Regions from separate parts of the Mus musculus genome. Here regions 1, 2, 4, 5, 6 and 7 are each linked to region 3. Evidence: chromatin loops called from intact Hi-C (ENCODE). Cell type or tissue: heart. All regions are shown on one strand. Each heading gives the region's core, and the rest is flanking DNA. Links, peaks and the distances in the headings are about the cores only.

Region 1 (4,319 bases), core at 126-4,125, 450 kb after region 3:
CTCTGTTTACTTGAGCAGCTGGTCTCGCAGACCGTTACTGTGTAGTTGCTATTTATCCTATCATATCCCAGGACCTTGGGTATCTAACAGCTAAGAATATCCACCTCGCCAGAGAGGTCATGATTTCTCCTAGACCTTTCTAGCTATGGCCAGTGGTTGTAGCACCCTGGACTTAGATAGGAATGGGCAAGTGATGGATGTTTTGGTATCCAGTATAACCTAGTCTCTCCAAAACACTCATTCTGTGGGGGTGAGGACAAGGTCCAGAAAATGGTCTTGGGCCTCATCTTCCTCTCCAGTTGACTCCACTCCAGTGAAGGAATGTTCTCTGGGGAGCAATATGCAAATCCACATCAGGCCCAGAAGAAAAATATTTCTGGACAGAGCCCTCTGTCTTCATTTGCATGCATGTCGGTGGATGATGTTATTTACATTGCTGAGACAGAACAGTAGTTTTCCAGCTTTGATGTGTGTGAGTCTGGGAGACTAGAGTCTGAGCTCTTCCTTGGAGAAAACAAATACTTTTGTGTTGATTTCAATGAGATATAAATCATAGCCAGGAAGTTTACAGTCGAGTAAGAATGATATAATTACTGATTGTATACCAAAAGGGGACATATTTATGAAACAACTTGGAACTGCCTGTAATCCCTTTGCGTATTTTCAATAACTAATTGCTATGTCATTGTGGCACATTTGCACCACGAGAGAGTTAAGTCTGTCAAATGTTTCCCTCTCAAACCCCTGTTTTAAGGGGTTTCTAACTGGGCCATAAAACTGTGCTCATGTTAGGGCTGACTTGGTGGCAGTCTGTGCCGGGAACACTTGGTTTGAGTGGTGCCAGTCAGAGTTAAATTACAGGCTGGGAAAAAGGAAACAAATTTTTTAAAAAGGAGGTGTTTATGGTTCCCAGCTCCCCCTAAGTACCTCTTGAGGATCAAAATAGCCTCTTTAAAATAAATGCAGGCCATTAGTCCACAACTGCGGAAGCCCCTTTGAGGCTGGACTGGAAGGAGGGGAGGAGGGGCCTGGGCAAGAAGAGGCTGCCATGGGCGATTTTCAGTCCTGCATGAACAAGGGTCCTCCCTCATGCCATGGTCCCTAACCCCAGCAGTTCATATGTACATCCATCTGGATTCAAAGTGGCCATTTCTGTCAGGCCAAGGGGACTGTACAGCAGCTCCAGTCTGATCCTGAATGTATGTCCAAGCATGCATGCTGTGTGCACATGTACATGTAGCCATGAGAGGAGACAGGATTACATGTCTCTTTGTATGCCAGGCTTTGGGGGATTCCCCTGTCTCTGCCTCCCATCTCATCACAGGAGTGCTGGGATTATACACCTATGTCACCATAGCTATCTTGACTTGGCTTCTGGAGATCTGGGTTAAATATTCATGTTTTCAAAGAAAGCCTCTCTCCTCACAGAGTCCCCTCTACATCTCCTGGATCATACAAGGAATTTGGGTTCTTGGACTATGTCATCTTCCCTGGAATGAAATTGAGAGGAAACCAGTGTGAGCCACTGACTCTACAGATATAGCTGGGACCTTACTGGTCCCAGAGTAGCCTCTGTCTTCAGACCTGTTATTAGTGGACACGAGGTAGAGCATCCTTGCTCCTTCAACCTCAGTTCAGAGTCCCTGTCTGCCTTTATACTTCACTCATGGTTTAATCTCTCTCTCTCTCTCTCTCTCTCTCTCTCTCTCCCTCTCTCTCTCTCTCTTTCTCTCTCCCTCTCTCCCTCTCCCTCTCTCCCTCTCTCTCTCTCTCAAGCTAATTGCATTGGTTTCTCCGAAAGGCATCTCTTTTAACAATACACCCTGACAGTGAAAACAAATCCATGCTTGACTTATTTCATTTATTTCTGCCATGCCGATCTAAGTGAGGATGAAGCCATTCTGGAGAAGAGGACATGTGTGCATCTCTGTCACATCTTTTATCATCACAACTGCTTTCCCAAATAATACAACTTGTGACAAATGCGAACATTAATTACAGTTAACAAAGGAATGTCATGTGAGTGTTCATTGGGGGAAAGAAAAAAAAAGCCAATCAACAAGATTACATCTTGCAGCAAGCTTCAAGTCAAAGTGCAAAAGTCAGAAATCAAATACCATCCGTTATCAAATTATGTTAATGATTCTAATGAAAGATGTGTTGCTGTAACGGCAACTAATAGAACAGGAGAAAATGTTGGCTGTGAATTAATTAGAACCGACTGCAGAAGTTTTCTTTTCATTTAGTTATTATTTAAATATCAACCATCTGCTTTTGAACCTGAGGTTTGCGTGCCAGGTCCACTTCTTCTCTCCCGTGTCTTCAGCTAGCCACTTTCCAACATTGTCACCAGCCCCAGGGGAGTGACCGAGGCTGACAACTAATAAACTCATGTAGAGATTGGAAGTAGAGATCCATACATAGATCCATCCTTGACAGTGGTGGGACTCTGGCCTACAGTCCAAATAAGATCCCCTTCTGAAGTTCTGTTGCCCTTGTCTTTATGGATCCAGCTCCATTCTCCATTTCCATAGGCCTCCACACAGACACCCAGCTTTCTCAGTCACCCACCACTTATAACTGCAATCCAGCTGTCCCTCCAGTATATACAGTGTATGAGAGCCATCGCTCTGTTCAGAAACAGGGCCAAGAAAGAGGCCCTGGAAGAGGTCCTTTGTAGGCCCTGGAGCTCAGAATCTTTGGAGAACAGAGTGGAAGAGCTATTTCCCCACACTGGAGTTTTAAGGCTTGGGAATAGGCTGGAGGTTGGAAGTGTCGTTGGATGCTGGACTCATTAATCTATAAACATGGACCAGTACTGAGGCCTAGAGTGAAAGCTTAGGTTACCTGGGTCTCGAGCTTCATTAAATGTGCACATCTTTTTCTTTTGAGCATTTAAGTGTGCATGGGTAGAACACTCTTTCATGGAAGTCTACTTCTGTGTATCATCCACCCCTCCTTTCTCTGTTCAGTGCTCACTGGGCACGTATTGTGCTAAGCTCTGGGGATACAGAGAAGAAATAAGCTAAGGCCTCTGCCTTCAAGGATCTCACAGGCCTTTCAGTCTGCAGTTTAATGAGACGGCTGTATGGACCTCTGTCCAGAGTTCTAAGCCTTCTGAGTCTGTCTTGCATCCTGTTGTGTATTTTCCCTGCAGCCTATCATGGAAGGAGCTATCCCAGATTATGTAGGGGAGAAGTGAGGGATACAAACCCAGAGCTTAGAGGTCGGCTCTGTAAGTTATCTAGAACTGCTGTGAGGCCTCCCACTCTCCTATTGGCTAGCTGGAGAGATACTCCTTCGGAGTATATATCAGAGACAAATTAAATGGGGCTTCACAAAGAGGAAATGGTTAGGGAAAGAGTCTGGATCAAGAGGGTCTGTTTTAAGTGGTACCTTCAAGGCAGCCCCCTGTCTACCCTGGGGCCTACTTATGGGGGTTCTTCCTTAGAAAGGAATCATGTTAAAGTCAATGCGTCTTTGGCTGGGAGTGTGGCTCAGTTGGCAGGGTGCTTTCCTGGTATGCTCAAAGTCCCAGGTTTGACCCCTAGCACTGCATAAATCAATGGTAGCTGGTACACACTTGTAGTCCCAGAACTTGGGAGGTGGAGGCAGGACGGTCAGAAGTTTAAGGTCATCTGCAGCTGCATAGTTAGTTCAAGATCAGCCTGGGCTAACGAGGTTGTCTAAAATAACAAAACCAAACAAAATAAAACAAACAAACAATAAAACAAAAACAAACAAAAACCAACCAACAAACAAAAAGCTACATAATGCTCCCATGTTAAAATTCTTCTCTTTTTCAAGTCATTGAAGGCTTTTCCTAAAACTTTGACTATGGAAGGAAGGTTTTGTCACAGAGCAGACTTTGACAGGGCTTTTGCTCTTAGCAAACAATCCTCCTATGTGGATACTGAGCACCGGCTGGCCTTGCAGCCCTGGCTCCAGGGTGTTGGGAGACCCATCAGGCTGTGTTGAATTTTCTTCGCTGGCTAAATTGGTACATTAGGACAAAAACGATTTCCACATTTGCATAGTTGATTTCATTACTATCGCCATTATTGATGCCCAGCTCCTCTGAAAGAAAGGAGCCATAAAAGCAAATAAAATCACTTTGCGATTCTATTATTGGATAAATTACCACATTACTGCCTGCGTTTTAGGGCTAAAGCCATTCTCCACATTTGCATAGTTTATTTCATTATCATTATTAATAACAACAACAATAATAATGATGATGGCTAGGATCCTTGAGTGAAAGGAACTAGAAAAACCGCCGAAATCCTCAAGAAGTCTTTATGGACTCCCTGCCTTCCCTG
Region 2 (4,319 bases), core at 256-4,255, 1.1 Mb after region 3:
GGGCCTGGCAGCTTGGAGGAGGAGCAAAGATATCTGGAAAGCTGTTTTCCCAATTCCCCCTGCTCTGTACTTCATAAATCATGTTTTACAGGCTCACCCCCAGTCCTACCCCATTCTCTGCTTTCTTCTCCTGTTAATGCAATCAGCATGCCACTAAAATAAAACCCCAAAATGGGAGAAAGCTTGAATGTCCAAATATTGTGCATCTTTTTTTTTTTCTTATTTCAGTGCTGAAGTTTGAACTAAGGGCCTGATACTGTGCTAGACAAGAGCTGTCCCTCGCTTCAGTCAGTCATTACTTATCTGTTTTAGGTGCCATTTGTTTTCTGGCTGCTCTTGGGAAGCAAATAAAACTTCTATTTACTAGAGTGCAATACAGTAAGATCTTCAACTAGCCAGATTCTTTGTGTCTCTAACTTTAAATATGAATAAAAATGAGGGCATTTACTTTACCAAAGAAAAGGGCAGGGTGGGGAGGGGCCTTTAGGTTGTTCTAGAACAGACTTTCTTAAAGATCATTCTGCAACATTATCTGGGAATTTTCCAAAAGAAACAAATTTCTCGTCCCAGACTCAGACCCACTAAATTGGAAGTTTTGGGGATGGTCCCCATGGAGAGAAAGTCAAGGAGAACCAGTTCCTAGGGAGAGGACACCCAACTCTTTGGCATGTCAAATGTATGGGCTCCGAAGCACCCTTAGGCCATTGTGCTCAGTCCACAAATATCAACTTAGATATGGGGAGACGTCTCAGTGGGAAGCAAACCTGAGGAGTCATGTTCCATCTCTTAAGACAAGCATGCGTGATAAAGCCAGGCATATTGCTATGTACTTATCACCCCAGCCTAGAGAGTCCTGGAAACCCACTGTAGCTGAATGGGTAATCTGTAACCCCCCCCCAAAAGGCTGTCTTAAAAGATAGAATAAATTGAAAAAATGACAGATGAGGCTGCCTTCTGACTTCCATCACCAGTCTATACAAATTATTTGTTGAACACCTAAGATGTAGCTTGGGCTTGGTGGTGTGTGTGTGAATCTGCTGTCTGAACCCTTCTGAAGTCTGTGCAGAGGAAGGATGCTGTGTTTCTGAGTAGCATTCACTTCTCCCACCCCCACCCCCACCCCCATCTTACTTCCTGATTGTGTCATCCTCACTGGTAACCCTCAACTGCAGCCACTCTGGCAAATCTAGTGAGACTGTTGCTTTTATGGGTGAGAGAGAACTCAAAGTTTCCACTTAATCATGAGATAATAATCTAATTAATTAACTGGGCCCCACCTTTCCTTTGTGGCTGCTTTGTCACACGACTGTTACATTGAGAGAATGCCTAGAAAGAGGGCAGGAGCCCTGTCCTGCTTGCTAGGGCTTCTGCTGCACTCTGCGCTGTGTTACTTGGGGTGGAGGGAGAAGAACCAAGTAACTGGTTTTTGTCATCTTGGGTTGAATCCTCTCAATTATTTTCATTCCATGTGATTTTAGTTTAGAATGCCATTTCCTGGACTTTAAAACCAGGTTGGGCTTAATATCTGTGGAAGCTGCACATACCAATGTCTCTTAGAGTATGGGAGGTCACTCGGTTGCTGTTCTCAGTGTGAGTGATGACTCTGGACTAGATATTCTGAGAAGGGACGGAAGACACTCATTGGGTTTTAAGCAAGAAAAACCTGCCTTTAAAAAAGCAGCAGCCATGATTTCTGTGTATTGACCCAATGGTCACTTGAGTCAAAAAATAAAAATAACTTAAAATATGCTCCCAGAGAATGGTAACTCCACGCCAATGGATGTCACTTTTCTTTGGGGGAGTGCCCATGGTACAAGTGCTTTTTGTTTCCTTTTTCTAAGAGAGGATCTGTTTTTATTGGTTTGCATGCTTCTTTATATTTGTGCAGGTAGTATTTAAAAACAAAAAACAAATCCAAAACCAAAGCCCTGAGCTAAAACTAACCATGGCTGGTAAGGAAGACTAGTCCCCTGAAACGGAGGCAGAAGGAACCTAAATGTGTCATAGAGAGGGGGGCCTTTGGTAGCCTCAGTCCCAGATAGCCTTCAGCTCAGATTGGGTAAACATGACATATTGATCATTACAGAACGTGTAATTGGTGACCACAAGCACAGTGTGGCTTTAATGGCCTTCCCTGAATAGTTGCCCTTATTTATTTAAAGAAAGCCGTGGCTGTTTCCTAACTGCATGCTGCCCTCTAGTGGCTACGATTCTGACTTCAAAAGATGAAGTGGAAAGGATAAATACAGAGATATTGGGAGTGGTGGAGGGGGTGTGATTGTGTCTCTGTCTCTGTCTCCCTTCCTTCCTCCCTCTACTTTTCTTTCACCCCTCTACTTCTCTCTCCCTTTCCCTCTCTTTCCCCCTTCTTCCCCTCTGTACTTTCCTCACACACACCCTCTGGCCCCTGTCTCCTTTCTGAAAGATTTCTTCGTTCTCTTGAAACAGAAACATGAAGTCTTCCCACATGAGCACTGTCCATTTTGAATGACAGCCAGGGTGAGATCCATCCAGGAGCTGCTGGAAAGGCACCTGATGAACTACACTTGATTTGCATCCCATCTTAGCGTGCACCTTGGAATCTAGCCCTTCTCACATCCATTATGCCCCTCTTGCTGGCCCACTCTACAGCTCCTTTTGCCCTCCGTGAAGAAGCAGCAAAGGATGAGCCAGTGTCCTGTTGGTGGTGATCTTTGAAGTTCTCGGGAGGCCCTTGTGCCTGTGAAGAAGACTGAACAAATAAATAATACACCTGAAAAATAAGCTATAAAAGCAGAACTTAGCATTATGTGTCTGACTAAAGAGTTCAGGGAAGGACAAAGTAATGCTAACAGCTGGGCGTAAGTAAACTGCTCTTTCGGACATCAGGAAGAAGGGTGTTCTCTGCTCTCATTTTTTATTTGGGACAGAACAGAACTGACAATGCAAAGGCAAATAAGTAAACAAACAAAGCTTGGCCCAGCAAGATTTACAAACTTATTTCTGAAGAGGGAGGGGACTTGTTCAAGCAAGGAAAGTAGATTTGGTCTCTTATTTCTACCATATCTCATTCTGATCAAAATTCTGTGAGTGGAGGTGAGAGATAGATGCTGGCTCCGAGGGTCTTTCATAGAGGGCCTGCTCATATTGCAAACAAATTGGAAAGGACATGTGAGCAAAGGCCCAGTGGCTCTCCTAACTAGGATTCTTAGTGGATACATGTTCTGTGATGGTTCAGAAGGTCTGGAGTATCTTTCACCTGGCCATGATATCCGTGGGCTCAAGGAGAGACAGCAGGGATGGTGCCTGGGCGTCTGATCAATGGACAAGGATGTCTAAAACTTGCATACACAAAGGGAAAACTGGTCTTGCTATGTAGAAAAAGTGTGTGTTTGTGTGTGTGTGTGTGTGTGTGTCCTCCTGTCCTCCCTTTCCTAACTCCTTTTCCTCCTAAGATGACAAGCCTCATTTCAACTGCCCTGGGAGCCCAGAGCATATTTCCTACAGACTCTGCTTTATGACATGTCAACCTGTCTGCTCACTCTCACCCTGAGTTGTCCAGCCTCCCTGGTCTGGAGGCAAGGATGCTTGCCCGTCACAGTCACCTCACTACAGTTAGAGCCTTTCCCCCTGGTGTTGTGCTTCCTTCAGATACAGGGTGAGGCCTGACATGGCCCAGCATCCGGCTGAGCAGGCTTCACAATCTAGACTCTCAAGGGATAGTTATGAACCACCCTTCAGGCCATCTCAGTGTTTGAGCACTGAGGCCAAGCACACATTTCTCTAAGTTTAATCTGAGAGGCTCTTTGTCTGCATCCTAACCTTTGAATTAATGGCCATATTGTGAGATCTGACTCTGTGTTCACTGTGTTTACAGAAAGCATCCTGTCATAACCCCATAACTTGAATCTTGTTTTACATCTAGAATGTCCACATTGGGCTCCAGGTGCTAAGAAACAAATAAAAGCTGTCCTTTAATTTATGATAAGCATTGCCAGTAGAAATAATCAGCCCGAGGAAGAACTGGCATCAATGGAACCTTGAATCTAATATGATTTGTCATAGATAAAAACACTGACCCGCGATTTACATCCCAAGATCTCGAATTCATAGGGTGGGATTAACCTTGGTAGAAATAATGAAAAAAATAAAATGAAATCAGCCAGAGATAAACATGGTAAAATGTGACCAAACTTTCCCAGACAGCTCAACCTCTCCTGCTGTAATTCAACAACACACAAATTTACTCTGGGAAATGGGGCTCTTACCACTAAATGATGGCAGAAAAGATAAGACGTCACTGGACTATATTCATAGTTTGCAAAAGCCGGTAGAGGAAT
Region 3 (4,319 bases), core at 232-4,231:
AAGAAAATCACAACAAAGCAGTAGGAAATTCATAGCCACGATCCTGGGCTGAAGATATTAGGGAGGTCCCGGGAATCCGCAGCGGCTGAAACCGCTTTAATAAAAGGAAAAAATAAAAAGATAATAAGAAGTAAAACCTTTTAATACATCAAATATACGGAATTTTAATCTTTAAAGCGATACATTGTCTATTATTTTAGCACATGACGTAAACCTTGTCCCCTTCTCAGCGGGTGGACTTAAAAATTAAAAATAGTTAAGTGTTCCTTTTAAAGAACAAAATAAGGCAAATGAGGTTTTGGAATAGAATTGTTTTTCCTTTTTTTTTGTTTTCTTCCAGAATACATACAAAAAAATACCCATTCTCTTTCGATGGTATACACCTTAAAAATAATTGCAATTTGAAATCAGAGTTGACAAATTGTGACTTATTTTGTTTCGTCGTTTTCATTTCTTTTTTGTAACAAACATGCATGTAAATTTGAGTTTCAATCAGACATTAAATAAGAACGCACAATACAATCATAGCAATTTTAAAGTAACATTAAAGAGAAGACCCCTAATTCTGTAGCGGCTTTGTTTTTATTTATACTCTACAAGGGATCGGAGGGTTTGTTTTCCACATATTTACCCTCGAGTTTTAATTCCCCCCCTCCTCCTTTTAACCTACGGAGCTCAAACTAAATAATGCACTTTTGAACCACGGGTCCGCTTGGAGCTAACATAAATAAATACCAATGTTCACCGGCGAAGTCCTCAGATGAACACTTTTTCAATTAGTTTTCCTTCTTTTTCTATAAAAAGTCAAATGATTTTTTTTCAACTTTTATAAAGTTTGATTGGGGGAGTAGGGGTGGAGGAGAAGTTTCGCATCCAGGCTCTCTCGATCTCTGTGGTTGGGTGGATAGGTAAGATTTAAACTTTCTTTTCCCTTCCGTAGCCCGGGTCTTCTGCCCCTGCGGGTGTCAGGAACCTCGCTCGGGTCCTGCCCCTCCCTCGCTCCTCCCATCCCCCAGATCCTTCCTCTTTCCAAATTCCTCTGGGCCGCCCTCACTGATACCCCAGTGCGGAGGCAGTGGTCAGTCTCTGTCCGTAGAGGGCATAAGGGGAGTAGTATGGTCCGGTGGCGGCAGGCACCGGCACTGGGGCACCGGGCGTGGGGAGCGGGCTCTTGGAATACGGGTGGTAGCGGCTGCTGAGTCCCAGTGCGTGGTGGGGGCTGCGCAGCGCCAGAGTCCCTGGGCTGCCCGGTGCGCCCGACGTGGGGATGTGCATGTGACAAGCCATGGCTGCTGCTGCGGCGCTGGCGAGAGACGAAGAACTGGGGTAGCCCGACAGCAGTTTGTCTGTCCCTGGGAAGGCCGTATGGGTCCGCAAGTGGCTCAGCAGCTCTTCGGAAGTGGCGAAGCGCTTGTCGCACGGCCCATTAGCAGACACCCAGTTGCAGATGTGGGGGAGCGGGTCGTTAGGGAGCATGAAACCGTAGGGGTAGAGGGGGTGGCCGGCTAGGGAGGGTGGTGTGGCGCCCGCAGCGGCCGCAGCCGTCAGCGAGGAGTGAACGCCGTGCAGTGGGTGCGTGGGGTATACTAGCGGGTATCCCGATTTGAGCGCTGCTGCTGCAGCGGCCGGATCATGAGCGCACGAGGCGCTGGCGGCTGCAGCCCCGGCCAAGTGGCTGGCGCAGTGGTAGCTGAGGCAGTATGGGTCCCGGCACAAACTAGCTGTCATCACTGATGGAGGCGACGCCCCGGCCAGAGGACTCGAACCCGCTGGCTTACTGCAGCCAAGAGAGCCGGCTGCGGCCGCTGCCAGCTGAGCCCCTACCAGGCTGCCAGGTTTAGTGGGGTCGAGTGCCACACCGTGTGGCAAGAACTGGGGCGGGTAGCCAGCGTAGGCCCCAGCCAGGCTGCCTGGGTAGGTCATGCCCGCAGGGGGTAGAGGGAACACTGTCTGGCCCGGTTTGTAGGGAGATACCGGGGCCACCAGACCGGAGCCCAAAACCGACGACGAGGTGGGCGCGCTGGGGCCCGAACCCGAGCTTGAGCTGGAAGAGCCGCCACAGTCCGAGCCTAGAGCCTTGCCTCCTGGACCCCCTTCCGAGTGCTGGTTCACGTCCACGTTAATTCCGCCGCCGCAGCTAATCCGGCCGTGCCCCAGCCCGGCGGGTACCCCGTCTGCCGAGGCGCCCCCGGAGCCTTTGCTGCTGCCACCGCCGCCAGCTTCCGGATCTTTCTTGTCGTCCTTGCCCTCCGGGCCACCCCCGGCGGAGGGCAGCATGCCTCCCGGCGAACAGGCCGAGGCGCTGGAGCTGGGACTGCCTGTCCTGGGCGTAAATGGCTGGCAGGTGGCGCTCGGTACCCGGAATCCTGACTTCTCTGCAGCAACACCCCCGCCGCCGCCCCCGCCGCCGCCGCCTCCGCCGCCGCCTCCCGGCTCCTTCTTATCTGAACCGGGTTTGGAGTAAGGCTTGAAACTCGACTTGTCCTCCACGCCGATGTCGCTCAGCTTCAAGGGGCCCGACTTGGCGTCCTTGTCGCCCCCAGCTCCGTTGCCTGCACCACCCGCGCCGCCGCCGTTGGAGGCGACCGAGGAGAGTTTGGAAGAAGGCGAAGGGTCCGGCTTCCCTATCTGCGAACATGTTTGAGCCAGCAGCGCCAGTGGGCTCTTCTTGGCGTCCAGCTGCGGAGTCAGATGGGGAGGGGTTCACACAGAGAAAGAGAGAAACCCTTTAGAAACCTGCACTTAGGGTTCTAGTGCCCTTCGTAACAGCCCGCGAAAAGCATTTCAACTTCCAGGCGCAATTCTAAGTGGCACCCCACTCCGTATCCTTGGGAAAGATGCCAGAACCCCCTGGTCGCTCTAGGATCCTTCCTGAATTCTTTAAGTCACTACTTAGATTTGGAAACAATCTCTCGCAAATGTTTTGGTTTTCATCCCTTTAGATCCAGAATTGTACCCTCTTCCCCAGCACACACTCCTTGATTCTAAAGTGTGAGTGCTTGAGTGGTTGGCGCCTCCGAGGCTGTGTAAATATACTAGCTTCTGAGGAAGGCGACTTTGGAACAGTATACAGGCCCTTGTCCGCCTAGGGGCCGATGGGGGAGGGCTAGGTACATAGGGACTTTAATACAAAAAGGAGACAAGTTTGTGTGGCTTTGCCCCTTAGAATTTGCACCCAATTTCATCTCGTTGCTCTCTACTGACTAAGGTTGAGGAAGTACTGTCCTTTCCTCCCATCCTGGAGCTGAATCACTTCGACTGCCCCCACCCCCACTCCGAGAGCCCCAGATCCCAGGGGGGAAAGAAACCCCACAGGAAGGCAGCCCTGGTAGGGGACTCAGCTTGACCCCGAGAGAAGGTCCTTACCTCGATGGGGCTGACGGGCGTGGAAGGCAGGGGTTGCAAATACTCTGGGTGCAAAATGTGGCCAGTCCGTGCCGTCAGCATCTTCAGCACCTTGATGGGCAGGCGGTTAGCCTGGCGCAGGGGGTCAGAGGGGGGCACAGCGTGCACAAAAGGCTTGGTGCTGCCGGCCGGGGAGGAGCCTGGGCCGTGGCCGGAGCAATTTCCAGAAAGCGCGCTGGTCCAGGCAGGGTCCGCGCTGCCGCCGCCGCTGCCGCCGCCGCCGCCGCCGCCGCCGCCGCCGCCGCTGTGCTTACTGCTTCTTAGGGCAGAAAGCGAGGGCGCTGTGCTCATGACCCACCCGCGCGCATGGGAGCAGCGGGGGGAGGGCTCCGAGATGCGCGGGGCGGGCTCGGGGCTGCGCGCTCGCCCGGGGAGCGGGAGCAGCTGGAGGAGGAGCTGGCGCGGCGGACGCGGGAGCCCCGCGCGCTTTCTCGCCGCCGGGAGCCAGAAGCGAATAATCCTGGGTGGCCCGCAGCGGAGCCGTGATGGGGCTAGAAGAGCAGGACAGACTGCGGGAGTGTCCCCGCGGTGCGCGGTGTCTGCCTCGGGCTGCGCCCTGCGCTGCGCTCTCCCGGCCCCGAGCCGGCGCTGCGCTCTGCGATGTGTGTCGCTGCTTGTCCAGCCCGGGCTCTGGCGAGGAAACTCACTTCAAAAGCAGCTGCACCGAGGGGGAGATTAAAGCCTTTGCCGCCTTCCAATCAAATGGGAGCCCGAGGTGATTGGAGGGTCAAGGGGATGTGACGCGTCCCGCGCCGCCGCCACCGCCAGGAATCTCAGAGCTGGTTTTAATGGGCAGCTCCCTCTTCGCCGCCCCTCGGCTTGTCCCCTCCCTCGATTTCGCTACCCGGACGAGATGGACATTTATTCTACGTTTGTCATCTACCGCCTTCCTTCTTTTTTCTCTTCGTCGTTCT
Region 4 (4,319 bases), core at 178-4,177, 830 kb after region 3:
GTGTCCTGTATGTAGTAATGGTTTCCTAACTAGTCGGACACTCAAGCAAAGATGCCTTGTACCTTAGTCACTTTTTTTATTTTAAATTCATGTGGTTATTTTTTATTGCACTTAGTTCTGTGTCACATAGGCCATTTCTGTGGAAGTGGATGACGCACACTGAGCACACCCCCTTTCTCACATCGATCCTCCCCTTGGTCTGTTGCACTAGTGAGTTTCTCTTGTACTTGCACACCATCTGTACATATATGATTGTCTGTATCTTTACAAACCTTGCGATCCACAAAGAAGAGAAAACATGCAGTACGTATCTTTCTGAGGCTGACTTATTCACTTACTGTAGCTACTTCAGTTGCATCCATTTCCCGGTTAATGGTGTAACTTCATCCTTTTTTAATGGCTTGAAATGTTCCATTGTGCAAGTGCTCCATGCTTTCTTCCTCTGTTCCTCTGCTGTTGGACAGATAGGTAGTTCCCATAACTTAGCTACTGTGAGTAATGCCACAGCAAGCACTGATGTGTAAGTGTCTGGATAATAAGTTTTTAATTCTTAAAAAATTGTATTCATTGGTGCATGTGGCTGTGTGTGTGTGTGTGTGTGTGTGTGTGTGTGTGTGTGTGTGTGTGATGTACATGTTTGAACATGTATCTTGCTGTGTACACCTGGACCAGAAAACAACTTGTAGCAGTGAGTTCTCTCCTCCCACCATGAGGGTCCCTCTGGATATTGAATTCAGTGTGTCTAGCTCAACAGCCAGCACCTTTACCCACTGAGCTGAGTCACCACCACCCACGGTGATAAGTCTTTTCACATAGAACTCACTCTGTAGCTAAGACTAGCCTTGAACTTTTAACAACCCCCTTCCAAAACTTTACCAAAGTTGGGTTTGTAAGCAGGAGCCACTATACCCAGCCACATTCACATTTAAATGGAACCTTTAAGATTTTCCTTCCTCATATAAAGATTGGGTTAACAATTTCAGGTTGGCCTGGCAAGACAGCTCAGTGTGGAGAGCACTTGCTACTCTTGAAAAGGCTCCTGCTTCATTTCCAGAGCCTCTGTCTGGTAGCCTACAACTACCCGTAATTTCAGCTTTGAGAAATGCAGTGTCCTCTTTTTCTCTCTGTGTGCACAGACATGGCATACATTCACACACACACACACACACACACACACACACACACACACAATATTTAAAAATAGACTAAGAGGCCATTAAGATTGTCCTTATCTGTTTAGATTTCTGTTTCATATTGATAACTTTCTGTGCATTTGAAAGTTTGAATTATCTCATTTAAAAAGCTTCCCAGAGACTCAAGAGATGGGTCAGGGGTTAAGGGCACTTATTGCCACTGCAGAGGACCTGGGTTCAGTTACCAGCACCCACCTGGCTGCTCTCAGCCACATGTTAACTCCAATTCCATGGAATCGGATGCACTCTCTTGGACTCCATAGGCTCCTACTCATACATGGTGTACATAAACCCATAAAGGCTCACACACACATATACAAATACATAAAAACATAAGTATTTAAAAATAAATACATTAAAAAGTTCCTAACCATAATAACTTTGAACCTCCAAAGAATGAAGTCTGAAATATAAATATGTTTAAATGAAATTGATAATAATTTTTTTCTCCTCTAATATCATGTTTACTTCATTCTAATTTACTACCAAACTTATATTTTGCAAAAGAGCTTTGAATACACAATTATTTCATACAAGGTGCAGCAGGTTGTCTCATTAAGCTTGCAGAGAATCAGGCCCCGTGTGATCCCCAGAAATATTCTTGCATCGATCCCTCATTAAAATGGCTCTTCTAAATTGTCTCCAATTTATCAATAGACATAAAAAAACTGAGCAGAATATGTAGGGAGGGCAAGATGACCTCAGACTTGAAGCTGAGCCAGCTGTGGCCTGTGCTCAGGGCTGTTCTGCCACCTGTTGGTTTTGTTCATGCATAGCAGGGCATTGCTGTCCATCACCATGGTCCATAACCCCCTGTGACCTCTGCCCCAGTTCATCACCCCCAAGAGAAAAGGAGAGGCCTTTGAGAGTTCCAGCCGCCCTACTTCCTCCATCATTCATTGCCTTGGCCACATGGTCCTTCTGTGATGCTGAAAATATATGGCTGAGCACATTAAGGATAGCACAAGCCCTTCCCTTCTTCTGGATTATTTCAGTTTCCTGTCATAAGGAAACCCAAGAAGATGTGTCCTCAGCGGATTGCATGTGACAGCGTCTGCTTCTATCTCAGGAATCTGAGGCATGATGGATAAACTGTCAGCTTTGAAGGATGATGTTTTCTCCATATTTCCATTATGAACCGGGCTGTCATCTCCTAATAAATTTCGTGCATTGGTATCAATTTATTTTTACAAGCAGAGGGCCTGATGTATTTGGGAAAGGCTCTGACAGCAGATCTGGCCCAGCTTGACAAGGCTGCTTCACCTCATTTTGGAAAACTACTTTGGTTCCAAGGACAGAACTTGACCCTCAGCCCTTGAGAAGGGGGGAAAAATAAAAATAAAAACCTCTGTGAGAGGAAGAAGGACACATGAGACAAGTTCCTCCTTTTAAGCCAAAATAAATCAAGCCTGTAGGACTACCATGACATAATATTATTTCCACGACAGCCCTACAAAACCAGATGGAAAATGCCATTGGCAGTGATTTGCTGAAGATGGCTAATCCCTTGCAGTTACACAGTGCATCTGTAGACTGATTTTGGTTATCACTTAGGGCCTCAGAGTTCAGTAAGTGAGATGTACGGTGCATGAAAGCACATTCATTGAGTAGGCACTTACACACACTGCAGGTGGATGCTGGGAAGGGTGAGAAGAGCTGTGCATGTTTGTCTCTTAAGAAGCTTAGAGTCAAGTTGTAAGGGTATGAAATTAGAGGAACACAAAGAAACCGTAGTTAATATGTTATAAGTGGTAGGAAAGATCAGTGTCTCCTTTGATACTAACTAATGAGGGTCTGCGTTCATTGTGCTAGTCCAGGCAGGGGCTATTGGAGGAACACTGCCTGGATTTCTGGCTCAGCTCCAGCGCTCCTGGTAACTCAAGAACCGGAATGAGGTCTTACTCCAATTTCTTAACTTGGTTGGTTTTCAGCTTCCTCTTCTATAAAACCAAACTGGGAGTTGTAACTGTAGGGTACTGCTGGAGACTGAGTGAGTTAATAAATACTTGGAAAGTGATAAACACAGTTATAGGCACAAAGTAGCCAGAAATGTTTACTGTATCTTGGTCTCCTCCTCCTCCTCCTGCTCTTCTTTTTCCTTCTGCTTATAACTATTGTTACCATTGTGTTTTATAGTCAAGAATAGTATGGCCTAAAGAATTTAAGTAAAAAAAAAGTAAAATCACACAGCCAAAAAGATCCTATCTCTAAATCTTGGAAACATTGAGCAGAGAAAATGAGGAAAACAATACACAAATTTTGGAACTGTCAAAGGTGGAATCCTTGAAGCTTAATTAGGTTGTTATTGTTGTGTTTTTTCTTGGGCCAGAAAATAACCCCTTTCCTTCACAACTTCAAACATGCTCCCTATGTTGTTACTGGTTAAAAGACTATATATATATATATATATATATATATATATATATATATATATATATAGTGTGTGTGTGTGTGTGTGTGTGTGTTGGATATATGTTTGGCAAGGCCTCTGTATAAAATGTATGAATATGTCATACATATACATAAATTATTATATATTAATTTACCTTATAGATATATAGAACATAGTTGGTAGAAGTTAAGCAAGCGTATATAATCTCCCAAATTTTTATCCAGCTGCTTGATTCTCTCAGACATTTAGAATGATTTGGGCCCAACTCTGGTATCTGCTGCCTGTATCTGTGGTTGTAATTGATAACAAGAGTACCTCTGACAGGAGTGCAGGCTGCTGTTTGTCCCTTTATCTTAATGAGCACATCACAACTTTAGTCATTCATCAATGCCAGCAGCTACTTTACCCAGTTGGAAACGGCTTTTGTATATCAGATGGCTATTTCTTCAGATTTTTGTATTATTCATAATTAATGGATATAGATACAGAACCCTATTGTGTTTAATCTGCATCATTAATATTTCCTCCACTACCTTCTTAAATTTAGCAAAACAGCAGGCCTATACATCAAACCCTAATCTGCACCATTTGGAAATTCTACCATCAACCCCACTCTGAGACACCAAAGTGATGTCACCAGAGAACTGGGAAGAGATGGAATATCCGGTAGCTGCAATGGACCCAAGTAAGCTCAAAAGCTCAAAAGCATAAATAATAGTGAATTTTGGTGATAC
Region 5 (4,319 bases), core at 125-4,124, 1.4 Mb after region 3:
TAATACTTCCTACCAGACTCCACCTAGAAGGTTACAAAAGGAAAAAAAAAAAAAAAAAAAAAAAGACTGCTGTGCCAGGGAAAATCTGATTTGCTTTGGCGATTAAAGTTCTGGCTTCCAAGGAAATGAACCAGGGAAATTTGTAGAATGCCAATGTTTGAGTCTCATGCCTGTCTATTCAACCAAAACCTTGGGAAAACTGGGCTGAGGATGAAGTTCAAGAGTAGAATAACTGTCTAGCAAACACGAGTTCCTAGGTTCAATTCCCAACATTCTATACATACATGCATACATATATACATACATGAATGAATGAAGCAATAAATAAGTAAATAAAGTAATAATTAAATGAAACCTCAGGACTTTGCTTTTTCTTGTACTTTCCTTTTAAATCTCCAAAAGACATCAAAAAAATGAGAATGACAAGTTAAGCTAGATAAACAAGACAGATTTACCCTCAAATATGTAATACACAAGTTATATAAACCTAGCCATACAAAAGAATTATATGACAATGTCACATCAGAGATCAATACACACCCCAGACAGTCAGTCTTACCCAGTGGGACCTTCACAGAAAATAAGTTTAGAGACAAGAATGAGATGGGAAGACATACCAGCCTGGGTTTCTGTGTGCCCAAAGATCATGGTCCTCTGCGGATACACACAGTTGAGAATAATGTAGAAATGGGCAATAATAAAGTGTGGAGAGACCAGAGGGTGGAAGCAACGAGTAAAGCAAAGACCTTGAAAATACTAATATAAGGATTCTAAGAGGATCACTGTGAATGGAACAACCAGGGTACCTGAGCACACAGCTAAAGAGTCTTGGATAGATACATGCTATAAAACTTCACATCCCGAATGACAGACTTTGGACAATACCTGAGCAAGTCAGATCATCTTAAACTTTTTTCCCCTTTATTCTGGTGGGTGGGAAGTAAACTCGTTGGAGAAAATGATGAAACCCTGCCTAGCTCAGCCCAATTTCCTTCAGGCTGCTACAAAGTTACACTTATAACTTTGTCCAAGATAAGACATATTAGAAGCGCATACAACCTAAGTGCAGGGGTCTGCCATGGACATTTCTTATCCCGAGCAGGGGAACTGATGGCAAGATAAAGTTACTGAACCTCTTGGAGAAGGGTTCTGTGGGTTATAGGAAGCTGATGTCTTACTGAGTGATCAACCTATCCTTGACTCTCAGCTTGTTGTTTCCTGTCGTCTGGGCAGAGATCTGGAAGGGAGGCCAGCAGGGACCAGCTTTTACTGAAAACTAATGACAATTGTTTTCTGAAAAGTCATTGTCAACAAAATCAGTTCTTGGAAGTAGAGTCCTGGACAGGGAACTGCTTCCCCACCATGTGCTGTGTGGTTTGGTCGGATTAATAACACTTTGTAAACCACACAGGCAAGGCAAAGAGTGTCCAGCACTGGCCAGCGCCCACCACTTATACCTGGAAGTTTCAAAAGCCCAGCACAGAAATGTCCTAATGGACGCTCAAAGTTAATGAATTAAAATTATTATTCATTTACAACATAAGTAAAGTATATCTTCCAAGTTACTAACAGGTAGAATACTAAAGAAAATAGGTAAATTATTCTCTCAATAAAAATGTCTGTCTCGTAAACAAGGCAGTATTTATCACATGTTGTACTTTTCTTTTTCTTTCTTTCTTTTTTTTTTTTTAAAGATGTATCTTTGGTTTAAAAAATAAATTTGAAAATAGGCTATACATATAGATAGAAGAAATAAACAGTTGTTGCCTATAGTTATGTTTTTAAAAAGTATTTAATATTTATTTTGGTAGTCTTATTTGGCTCATTGATAATGCCCAGGTTGAAAAACAAATCACTTTTTCTAAAAATAATTTTACTGAAATCTAAAACAAGACATAAAAATAAACCCTTATGCCATGTGTCAGGACTGACTTCTGGCCCCATAGAGAAAAGCAACACCCATTGGTGAACATGGATTCTAACTTGGTAATTCTTTGTGAGACAGCATCAAGTTGGAATTATTTTCAGACGGATATTAATCCAGTCTATTTATTAACTTTATAAACATGCCCTCCATATCCTGATGGGTACTGTGGGAATTAACCTGTATAACCAATAGATTAAAGACATGGCCATTCCACTCAGCAACAGCGGGAGGGTGGTGGGGAGGCAACTGGAGGCTGACTCTGCTTTCTGGGTCTTTGTCTTTTAAATTCAGTGAATGTTTACTTAGCTGGAACTTTCTCCAAGTGAGCATTAGACTGGGCAAATTGGATTTAAAAGAAATATCGCAAGTTGAGAGGTGTTGTTTTAATGGATGCATATCTCTTGCAAAAAGAGTTTCAGATATCCATCTTAGAGAAATAAAGGAGAATCAAGAGAAAGAGAAAAGGCAGGAAGTGAGGCAGGAGGATAGGCATTTAGAGGCCATCTGGGAGGGAGCATTTCATTTATAGGGTTGCAGTGCCACCTTCTGGTTACTTCATATTTCAAGTCCCCCTGATCTGAGGCCATCTATCTCACAATCTAAGCCTCAATGTGCAGCTGTACAACTGCAGTTCTCCAGCGCTGTTATACGTAAGAATTTTATTGCCCGTCAGCAGATTTCTAACCCACTGGTTGAAGTTTAATAATCTTCTGTTACCTGAAGTATAGGTTATATAAAAACCTAGCATGCTAATTGTTGACAAACCAATTCTAATACACAAAGCTCTGTAACTCACCCAGTAAATACCCAAATACATCAACAGAGAGAGCTCCTTTTTGTTCTAACAGTGTGCTATTAATACAACTGATCATTTAACATGAGATTCACAACGCGCATTTCAAAATATGGAGGAATCAGGGGCAAGGCTTCCCCTTATTAACTTCTCCTTTATTTACAATTGAGAAAGAAAAGAACATTCTCTCCTCCCCCTCCCCACTCCCCCCATTTTTGGAGAACAAGTTCCTTGACCACAATGCCATTTGGGAAATATGTTGATATAGCAAAGTCTGAATTATAAATACCTTATAGGCGTTTATATAAATACCTTCCATCTATAAGATGTTATATGGTTTTGCATGGTGATGAGGAAGTTGTGGGGAAGATATGTCACCGATACTGTGGGCAGAGAAACACTACCTGTCATTTTCTCTGGGGGGGGGGGGGAGATCACCGAGACGACGTGATAGCAAAGGAACACAATAAAGAGGAGAAGCCGGGATGTGATAGTGTGTCTGATTATATCTGCAAAGGAAACTGTGAAATAAATTAACACCAAGTACCCATGAGATGCGGATGGTAGCTCCACAGCCAGCAGTTGCTGTGCATCAGGGGAGGTTTCTGTTCAGTAGTAAGAGAACTAAAGTGCAGGTAGGCTGTGAATCTGGTGGTGATAACTAATGGCCACGCCACTTAAGACTCGGATTAGATCTCTAACAGGGGGAAAAATAAGAATAATAAAAGACTCTAAAGGACAGAAGAATGCAATAGGGTTTGTATTTTCACTCAGAAAATATAAACCCCAAATGGGATCAAAGGGGCCCAAGAAATGAAAAATGACAATTCCTCTGTCGACCCTGATCTTATCTCAAGCCACACTATCACATGATAATGCTCTGGGGTTTAGGGGAGGGCAGAACTGTTCTTTGGGTGCCAAGGAAGCAGAAGAACATTATGACCCACTCGGCCGAGAGAAACACACTCTAATTTCAAAAAGTTATTGAGATTTAATCTCTAAGAACTGCAAAAATAGCTCAGGCAACAACCAAAAGGGTGGCTCTCAACACCTATATGAGTCTTTGTGGGTAGGGAAGTATATTGGAAAGGCAAGATTTCAGTACTTCCAGGAAGATGTCATGCTGAGGTCCTCCCAATCCAGACTTCAGCTTCCTAACACAAACACGCTGATTTTATCTACCGATTATTCCTCCTTGATTTAGCATTGAAACACCTTAATTGCGTTCCTTTGCTATCACGTCTCGGTGATCTTCCCTACCCCACCCCCAGAAAAAATGACAGGTAGTGTTTCTCTGCCCACAGCATCAGTGACATATCTTCCCCACAACTTCCTCATCACCATGTAAAACAATATAACATCTTATAGATGGAAGGTATTTATAATTCAGACTTTGCCATATCAACATTAAAAGCAATGGTGTCTGTCTAAAAAATTGCTTTACATCCTCCCCATGATCTGAGTAAGACACTTGGATCAAGAGGATCAAGGGTCGGAGGACCTCACTTGAGCACATAGTCGCTCCCACCAGCTACATGGGAATTTGGCCAGGAAGATCATAAACATTGGGAAATGGTGGCATTTGTCTGCCACATGCCC
Region 6 (4,319 bases), core at 112-4,111, 1.5 Mb after region 3:
AAGTGGGCATTGGAAAATATTAATAATCATTAAAATAGATACAATAAGAAAGAGGGCTTTTTTTTACCAGTCCCCCGAGGATGAAGAAGACCATGAAGAGGCGTCCAAGTGTGGTTTTTGCATAAACGTCCCCATAACCCACTGTAGACATTGTGACCATGAGTAAGTAGACACATTCCCAGTACGTAAGTGCCTGGTTGTTTTGGAAATTTTCCCATGGGTCCCCTGAATTCTCCACCTACAGCAAGGGAGGGGGGAGGGAGAGAAAAGAAAGCCATCAGATGTTCATATGTACAGTATATGCAAACCAGGATGCCCAGAGCTCCTGAAAGTTGTTTTTTACATACGCTTCATATTCGCAGTACAGAATAGATGATTCTCATTGCTAGTCACTAAGGCATGATTCACCAGAAACCCCAGGGGGTATCAGGACAGGGATGAGGAGGAGCAGCGCTGGTGTGCTTTCCTACGCATCGCTGATGCTTGATACACTTTACAGCATCTCTTTAAGGCAGGTGCTAGATGCTTCCTTCTGCCAGTCCCTTGGGGATTCCTGCTGAGACTCTAGACTTTCCTTTCATTCGTGTAACTAAGAACACCAGACCCAACATCTTTGGGACACATCTACAGCCTGAATCCAAAGCATCATCTCTGCTTCTGGGACTGCTTGTCTTTCTTCACCAGAGCCCACCAGCAATTCTGAGCTCCGAGGTTTGGAAATTTCCTCCGAAACAAGAGAAGTGACCTCTTGGAAACTGCAGACACATGCACACACACACACACACACACACACACACACACACACACCATCAGAGAAATGGCTGCAGACGTCTTCAAAATGGCCCTTGAGCCAATAGTTTCTGCTTGTGCTGCAGAGTTCCTGAGGTCTGCGCAGATGCTCAGTTCTGTGAGCTTGGCTGAAGCCCAGCAGGGAGCAAAGAGTGGGGGCTACAGCAGGATTTGGGGAACCTGAGCCCAGAACTGGCAATTGGCTTCAGAAGGAACTGAATGATAAAAGGTGAAGGTTGACTAGTTACACAGGGACTGGAGACGTGGCTCAATGGTTAGGAACCATTGTTCTTGCAGAAGGACTGGAATTCAATTTCCAGCATTCACTTCTAGAGAGCCTAAAGCCCTCTGCTTCCCTCCAGGGGTACATCCACACATGTGCACATATCCCTACAGTAAAACACAGGCATACACATAATTAAAATATGTATAGGACTCTTGCAAAATCCACAATTATCTTGTTTAGCAGATGGAAACAAAGTCACTTATGCTAAGTTTTATAGTCTGGTGGGGGCTTCTTCTGATTGTAACAGTTTATGTGCAGATGAAATGTACATTTCATAGTAACTATTCTCTCTGAAAGCAGGCTAGAGAACTCTGCCTTGGGGAGGTAGGAAAGGTTTGACTTGGTAATAGCATTCAAAGAGTCATTAGTTTTTAAAAACAAAAAAACAAAAACAAAACCATTTGGGGGTTTTGAAACGACTTGAGAAGTCATCTAGCAAGACAGTCAAAAGCAGCTTTTTTGTGCGAGAGAAGTAGGGACAGATCCCAGGATTTGCATTTGTTGTTTACAAAGAGCTGTTGAAGTTCAAACTTTCAGTATAGGTGCCAGACTTTTCCTGGGCGTTTGCTGTGGAAGCACTGCCATCTTGTGGCCTTCTGAGGTTATTGCATACAGAGTGAAAAACTAGGCAAGTCTCCCTGAAGCAATACAGGTGAAGCTGAAAGATGTCGGTTGGTCCTAGGAACATTACTCACTATTTGGAACCAGTTTGAGGGGTGGAAGTTAAGGGTAGGGAATTCTGAAAATTGAGTAGCTTGTCCCACTTTCCTGTATGTACAGCTAAACTTGTCTCTTTCCAAGAAAACAAATGTTAAGTAATAAAACGGCCTAGCAAGGGCCTGCTCCATGCCAGCTACTTACCAAGTGGATGAATCCAGCTGCAGTCAGCCACGTGCTGATAAATATGGAGAGCAGATTCACCAGCTTGATGGAGTTACTGTACAAAGGAGACAAGAAGAGTCCCAAAGTTACAGAGAGAAGACCCGTATGGAACTGCCCGATGGTGTCACAGTCTCCCTTCTGGGGCAGAAGCAGGCTGCTGTCATCATAAGGAAATTTGACTCAGGGGAGAAACATTGGTCAGGAATGAGGCTCTCAACAGAGTCTGTAGGAAAATCACAGCCAGACCCTACATTAACCCCTCAAACGTTGCTAAAACTTAACTTGTCTAAAACAAAACCCTTCAAATATATATTAAAAAGAAACCAGAGAGAAGAGTAAATAAAATTTGTGTATCCTTCACCTAAATTGACATTTCCCCATGACTTCATCATCTCTGCAAGTATGTCTTATTTTCTTCAGTGTGATAATTCTTTCTGGTTGTATTTGTTTTGTTTGAGCCATTGTGTTGTGGACATCACCGCCCAACCTCTAATCACCGCGGCATTCTGCTCCGAAGAGCAGACACCATGCAGTAGAATCTGGACACATCTGTATATCAGAAAACGAACTGAATTCAGCAATGCGATCTAGCATACAATCCCAATTTAAATGCCAGTTGTCCTGAAGTTATATTTAATGGTGTTTCCATCACGTTCATCTTGCAGAAAAGAACTCTGTCTCCCACCTCCTGTTCTCCCATTCCCGGCCCTATGCAGCCTGTGGTGCTTTGAATAGGTATGGCCCCCATACATTCATGTGTTTGAATGCTTGGCCCAGAGGAAGCACTATTAGGAGGTGTGGCCTTGTTGAAGTGGGTGTGGTTTTGTTGGAGAAAGTGTGCCGCTGTAGGGGTGAGCTTTGAGATCTCATATGCTCCAGCTATGCCCAGTGTGGTACACAGTCACTTCTACTGCCTGTGGATCAAGACGTACAACTCTCAGCCCATTCACCAGCACCACATCTGCCCGCAGGCTGCCATGCTTCCCACCATGATGATAATGGACTGAACGTCTGAACTTTAAGGCAGCCCCAATTAAATGTTTTCCTCTATAAGGGTTACTGCCGTCAGAATATCTCTTCACAGCAACAGAAACCCTAAGACACAACCCCCGCAGAAGCTAATCCTTCTCTTTGGGTAATCCATCTATGGTAACACTGCCCTCTTTCTGCCTATTTCTTTCTCTTGGGTAATATATTATCTACTTTCTAATGGCTTAGAAGGTTAACAATGGTGACATCTGAGACTTTCACAGTATGTACGCAGTGCACCCACACACCATCATGCTGATGTTTGATGTATACTGACTAATTTCTCATAGGATCCTTCAAGATCATCTGGGGGAACTGGGAAACTGACAAGTTTAGTTCAGTAGGCCCCACAGTTGGAGATGGAAATGTGGCCATTTCAGCCACTTTCAGATCTATTACTGCACAGCCACAGTGTCATGTCAGTGGCATTGATGGCTGCTAGCTTTTGGATCCTGAGCATACCGCTAAAAGGGCAGGATGGAGGCTGTTGTTGCTCAGCCTGGGGAATTCGTAAGGGAGGCCTCCTAACAAAGGCTGCGATCATGTTTCCTGGGTGGAGCATGAGGAATGGAGCTTTCTCTGCTTGTATTTATATAACTGAAGAGAGGAATCCAAGTTCCCGGTTTGCCTGGCATTGATTCTGACAGTTCAGGACAAGAATGAGTAAACACTTCCAAAGTTGTGGGTGAAACTAGCCTTTTGAGGTGTGTGGGATGACATCCTCGGGGTTGGAAACCATATGCCAGCAAAACAGCAGACTGTCCATCCTGGGCATCTTGGTCCTCGCCAGGATCACCCACCATTTGTGGTCCCTGAGGACTGCTGGGGCTTTTTGATGTACTAAGTATTTGCTTGCGTCCTCCCCCTCTTCACTCTTTCTGCTAATGCAGGTGGTAGGTGAGAACACCACTGTCACTCACTATTGAGGAAACCGAGCATTAGGGGGTGTAGATAGCTTGCCTGGGAATCACAGCTACAAGTGGCAGGCCTCATCTAAGTAGCTTGGGAACACACTATAGGAAGCCTCAGGGATCCTCTTTTCCCTTACCCTGTAGTTTGCCCATCATCACTTCCTAACGACCAATCTCCCCACAGCTACTGACATGGGAGACCAAGGTGTCCACCAAGGACTTCCTTTACTAAATAATCCAGTGGAATTCAGCCAACATCAACATCAGCCAACAGAGAAGCCTGCCAGAGTTTTCAGGAACTTTGTGGAAGAGAGTTCTAATCCATCTCAGATACAATCCTTGAGAAGACCTCCAGAGAACAAACCCAAAAGAGATGAAGAGAGGAGCAGAATCTTAAGGAGGGAAGCTGACAGCCTGAGTGC
Region 7 (4,319 bases), core at 202-4,201, 460 kb after region 3:
TGTTAATTGGAAGTGCACATATTGGGAAATTAACTATGAAATACTAAAAATGATAAATTATTCCTTATTTGAAAGTATAAATTAAAGGTTTAGTGTATATAAAATTTGTCATGTTTAATTGCAAGTTCAATTAAAATTCAGGGTAATGATGATTTATACAAGTTTCTGTGTAATTTGATATTCATTAGCTTAGCCAGACACATGCTGATATTAGCTCGTTAATTATGTTTCCTTTTGTTGAAGGCAGCCTTGTGAAAGCAATCTGCTCAAAGTTTTCTAAACTCATTCTGCTAAATGAATATTTGGCAGCTGTTCATGTTATTGAGATGGTCACTGCGGCTTCATTTCACTCGTAGGCCGCATCAATCATACCTTCCCTGTGACAAACAAGGGGTTCTCGTTACAAACCCATTTATGAAGGTTATGGCTGACATTAAAGACTGATTGCCTGGTACTGACTGTGGGGATACTTTACAGCAAGAGTGGAACTGCCACTAATAGCCACACCTCCTACCTGGTCAGAGGTTTAAAATGCCCTGCAAGAGAAGGGCAGGATTGCCACAGTGACCTGAGTTCTCTTGTCAATGCCATTGCTTGGACTTGGCAAGGAGAAATTGGGTCTCAGAATCCCCTCTGGGAGCAGGGAGCTAGTGTCACCTTGATTCTCCTGAAGCATGCCAAACAGGTTCAAAAGTGTGAGCCCTGGGGTATGCCAAGGATAAGTAGCTCTCTTCCTTACCCGCCAGCTCTGAGTCTGACTCCTGAGGAGGGGAAAAGGGAAACATGATTTAACTAATGAGGATATTTCTAGAAGCATGGCACCCAATGGGGCCGTGAGTCAGATGAATTACCAGCTAGTATAGCAATTATCCAACAGTCCTGTGGCTCTCTTGGATTTGGAGAGGACTGTGAACCCTTTGCCAGATTTTCCATGGCTGTTATTGACTTGGATAACTGTGGAATGATGGGAATTGTGCTACCCTCATAAGGAAGAGGCTGAAGTGCGTGGACGGCTTTGTCCATTGTCATTGGTATGGATACTGGCAGCAGTCAACCTCATGGTTCTGGGCTGCCCTGTATGGTGCAGATATGGCTACAGTAAGAGTTTGGTTTTTCTTTTCTGTTCTTTTTTTAAAAGTTTTGTTTATTTATGTATATGAGCACACCATAGCTGTCTTCAGACACACCAGAAGAAGACAATGGATCCCATTACGTATGGTTGTGAGCCACCATGTGGTTGCTGGGAATTGAACTCAGGTCCTCTGTAAGAACAATCAGTGTTCTTTCCAGCCCTGAGTTCTTTTTTATTTTCTAGTATGGCATTTGTTTTCGTGTTGCTTTTATTTCTGCCAAGGGCCATATCATTGGTTAAGCCAGACTATTGGTAAATGCTAAGAATTTCGATCTAAGGTTGATCAGGCATTTCGTCAGTTATTTGGCATTTAGCTTATGATGATAAAATACAAGAAAATTCTTATAGGGAAATTTCAGTTTTTGCATATCTGCAGTTCTGTTTACATATTTTTGCATTTTCAGGGGATGGAAGTGGTCTCCACGCTCAGCGCTGTTTTTCCTTTTAAGTGCTGTCTCTTTTCGATACCTTCAGGCTCACCCTTCACCAAGCTTGTCATCTTCCCCAGGAGAAGTCTGTTGTGACGTCACAATGTAGCCCACCCACTCTCACTCCACATTCACATGAATGGCCTCGAGGGTTGCAGTGCACTATCGTTGAGGGCAGTTCTGACTTTCAACTGAAGAAGCCAAAGGGTGCAAACCATGCTCTAGCATTCGGGAACTAATAACTGACTCCGTGATTAAAACGGCAATAGATCGTTTGAAATGTCCTGCTGGCTTCCCAGCCCAGACAAGTACTTTGAATGTTTTTCTGACATTTAGGAAGAATGGCAGCTTTTCTTCCCCACTATATAGAGAAACATGCCAAACTCAAGGAAACCTCGGGTTTCCTTTTTAATCGTATTTAATTCAGGCCCAGTCCTTTATAGAGCTCAACAGTGTAACTTGGAACTTTCCAATTTTTAATTTCACCATCTTCTGTCTTTTTTAATGCATTTTGTCAGTGTGGAAAGCCCTCTGGTGGTCAGAATGATTCCTATGTGGCTCTTTTGCATGAATGGAATAAAATCAAGTTCATGGTAAAAGAGCTAGGTTCAAATCCTTCATCTCCTTTTCTTGTTTCTCATTCTACTTAAAACTATAACACACACACACAGACACACACACACACACACACACACACACACACACACACACACTTTTCATCAGAGCAGGGGATCCTGAGGCATTTTTACTCTAACAGCATCTTGGTGGAAAAATAGAATGAATGCAATTCCCTTATCGACATGCAAATCCCGTAGCAAGGATATTAGTGCTAAGTGCTGTGTCACTCATGACTAAACTTGAGCATGTGGCACAAAGGGGAATGGACATCGAGGTGATTCTCTCATTTTTTTAGAGGGGAAGATGGGGGCCCAGAGAGACATGATTTGTTCAAGATGTTGTGAACAGGGAACAGAGCCTTGAGGAGCAGCCAAGTCTCCTGTACTCATTTTTAGCCATGTGGTTTGAAGCATATCGGAGTTGAGTCATGCCCATAAATCCTTGGTCTCCCCATCAGGTCCCAAGGATGCCAGGTCTCAATAAACTCAGGCATGGAATGCTTCTCCCCAGGCAAATTTCAGTTCATACACCATTGGGTTGCTTTGTTCCTTGCTTGGAGCAAGATGACAAGTAGGCGTTTCCTGCTGTAGTTCAGAGAGTAGACTCAGTTGGCTGTGGGGGCTGAATGTGGCATGAACAGTCACCCTGAGCCACCCTCACCATCTAGAAGCACATTTTGGAAAGGGTATGCCGGACAGCACAATTCATCAAAAAGATGAATGACTGATGGGTGACCTATGTCTGGTGTCCTAGGAAGGCAGATATCTCAATGATGCAGAGCAGCTGGTCTGCTCTGAAATTGGCTGGAAAACCTGGCTTGTCCTTCCCTTGCCTGATGCCGTTGCTCAGGCTTACATAATTTGTCTTTGTTTGAGTCCTTGGCTATGACTGGGTCTGTAGGCACTTTCTTGGCATATCCTTTTCGTGATATGATTTCAAAGAAGCATGGGAGATATGGTGGGGTAACTGCAGCTCTCCTGGTAGATGCTTACCTCAGTTCCTAGATACAGTAGAACAGTTCCTAAATAGCAAAGACACCAGAAACTGCAGGAAAGCAAGCATATTCAGGAATGACCTAGAATCTTCTAGCATTCCTGTGCTGTTCCTCTGGTCACTGGTGCATTTTCCAGAGAGATTACTGAACCTCTTCACTGAATCCAGTGCTAAGCTTCACAAGAGCTGGGATGGGTCTGCAGTGTGTGCCTGAATAAGCATGTGCAAACTAGAGAGAGGAACAAATGAAGTGTGGGCTCAGCTCACATAGCCTGGTCCCAGCCCAGCCAGGAGGTGGGGGATTAAGTTAAACTGTGCAACCTTCTTCACTTAGCATGTGTGATTTGAATTCTTATCTACTGTGCCAGGCAGAAAATAAAAGGCAGACCCCACCTTCAAAGAACTTGAAAAATGGGTTTCTTTGTGAATACTTGCCAAGTATCTATGACAGCCCAGAATCCTGCTGGGCGCTTGAGGCAGGCAAGCAGGCTGCAGCAGAAGCTGTGGGTGTCCCTGCAGTATTGCCATTTCCAGTGCATGGCCCTAAAACTCCTTTGCCTGGAACAGGACAGGTTAGGAATGTCACTCAAGAGAAGCCTTGCCTGTGCCAGTGACAGTTTTCTGTCATGGGGTTAGCTCGGTGCCTTCTATTCAGCCTCCTGTGTCCCCTGAGCTCTAGGAAGGTCCAGCTGCCCACAGTGCTACAGAGCTTGATATTATTTGTGTGTCTTTCCTCCTTCCTCCTCCAAGGTCCTTTCTCTTGGATCTTTATTTTTATCATACATGCTAAGGTATGTCTCACAGTCTACAAATTCCCTTGGACAGAGGCTGGTCCTGATAGATGCTGAGGAGTTCAGGGGTGAAGGAACAAAGTGGAACATCTTTTGCACATAGGATCTTGGAAGGCTGCTTGGAAGAGGATACATCAGAACTAGGATCTAAACATGGCTAAGGTTTTTGCTAGGAAGCTGTGGAAAGGGAGGGCTTTCAGGGACAGCTTTTGTAAAAGTCTGTTAGCAGAAGCTGGAGGCACAACAGTTGGAAAAATTTAAGTATCTGCCATGATTCAGGGTCTGTGGGGGAAGAGGTTCAGGAATGGAAGAGCAAGGTATATATGTGACAATGAATGTGGAGATTATGACAGGGGT

Evidence for each region. Hi-C counts contacts between places; a loop is a spot of excess contacts. Peaks named below come from ENCODE experiments on the same cell type or tissue, not always from the same donor. Only the 100,000 strongest peaks of a DNase experiment are listed, where the experiment ranks them.
Region 1: it touches region 3 in a loop (2.7-fold over the local background); 14 of 42 quality-filtered maps call a loop at or near these places.
Region 2: it touches region 3 in a loop (6-fold over the local background); 15 of 42 quality-filtered maps call a loop at or near these places.
Region 4: it touches region 3 in a loop (4-fold over the local background); 21 of 42 quality-filtered maps call a loop at or near these places.
Region 5: it touches region 3 in a loop (3-fold over the local background); 18 of 42 quality-filtered maps call a loop at or near these places.
Region 6: a loop joins it to region 3, with 3 times the contacts of the local background. A loop is called at or near these places in 2 of 42 quality-filtered maps.
Region 7: a loop joins it to region 3, with 3 times the contacts of the local background. A loop is called at or near these places in 14 of 42 quality-filtered maps.

What each region holds. Positions count from the first base shown.
Region 1 is chr14:22,435,161-22,439,479 of GRCm38, forward strand. All of the region lies in intron 2 of Lrmda (leucine rich melanocyte differentiation associated), which reads left to right. Among named protein-coding and RNA genes, the nearest start is that of 4930405A10Rik, 110 kb to the right of the region's middle. In heart, for the core only: no CTCF peak of the experiment used is centred there; no DNase peak of the experiment used is centred there.
Region 2 is chr14:23,044,387-23,048,705 of GRCm38, forward strand. All of the region lies in intron 6 of Lrmda (leucine rich melanocyte differentiation associated), which reads left to right. All of the region lies in intron 2 of Gm10248 (predicted gene 10248), which reads right to left. Among named protein-coding and RNA genes, the nearest start is that of Gm10248, 48 kb to the right of the region's middle. In heart, for the core only: a CTCF peak has its summit at 2,201 (motif pointing left); a DNase peak (open chromatin) is centred at 2,195.
Region 3 is chr14:21,983,838-21,988,156 of GRCm38, forward strand. It overlaps Zfp503 (zinc finger protein 503), which reads right to left. Exons shown (of 3, transcript NM_145459.3): 2 at 3,367-4,319; 3 at 125-2,679. The coding sequence starts at 3,696. The coding sequence ends at 1,051. Among named protein-coding and RNA genes, the nearest start is that of A330001L22Rik, 3.5 kb to the right of the region's middle. In heart, for the core only: CTCF peaks have their summits at 2,317, 3,988 and 4,187; DNase peaks (open chromatin) are centred at 1,154, 2,354, 3,414, 4,134 and 2 weaker places; H3K4me3 peaks cover 4,000 bases; H3K27ac peaks cover 3,438 bases; H3K27me3 peaks cover 1,102 bases.
Region 4 is chr14:22,815,567-22,819,885 of GRCm38, forward strand. All of the region lies in intron 5 of Lrmda (leucine rich melanocyte differentiation associated), which reads left to right. Among named protein-coding and RNA genes, the nearest start is that of Gm30926, 16 kb to the left of the region's middle. In heart, for the core only: a CTCF peak has its summit at 1,957 (motif pointing left); a DNase peak (open chromatin) is centred at 1,995.
Region 5 is chr14:23,398,809-23,403,127 of GRCm38, forward strand. The region is part of intron 19 of Kcnma1 (potassium large conductance calcium-activated channel, subfamily M, alpha member 1); the gene reads right to left. Among named protein-coding and RNA genes, the nearest start is that of 5430425E15Rik, 110 kb to the right of the region's middle. In heart, for the core only: a CTCF peak has its summit at 2,478 (motif pointing left); no DNase peak of the experiment used is centred there.
Region 6 is chr14:23,528,283-23,532,601 of GRCm38, forward strand. Kcnma1 (potassium large conductance calcium-activated channel, subfamily M, alpha member 1) reads right to left here. Exons shown (of 28, transcript NM_001253364.1): 7 at 1,937-2,012; 8 at 68-238. Among named protein-coding and RNA genes, the nearest start is that of 5430425E15Rik, 20 kb to the left of the region's middle. In heart, for the core only: a CTCF peak has its summit at 1,668 (motif pointing left); no DNase peak of the experiment used is centred there; H3K27me3 peaks cover 458 bases.
Region 7 is chr14:22,442,646-22,446,964 of GRCm38, forward strand. All of the region lies in intron 2 of Lrmda (leucine rich melanocyte differentiation associated), which reads left to right. Among named protein-coding and RNA genes, the nearest start is that of 4930405A10Rik, 98 kb to the right of the region's middle. In heart, for the core only: a CTCF peak has its summit at 2,094 (motif pointing left); a DNase peak (open chromatin) is centred at 2,916; H3K27me3 peaks cover 283 bases.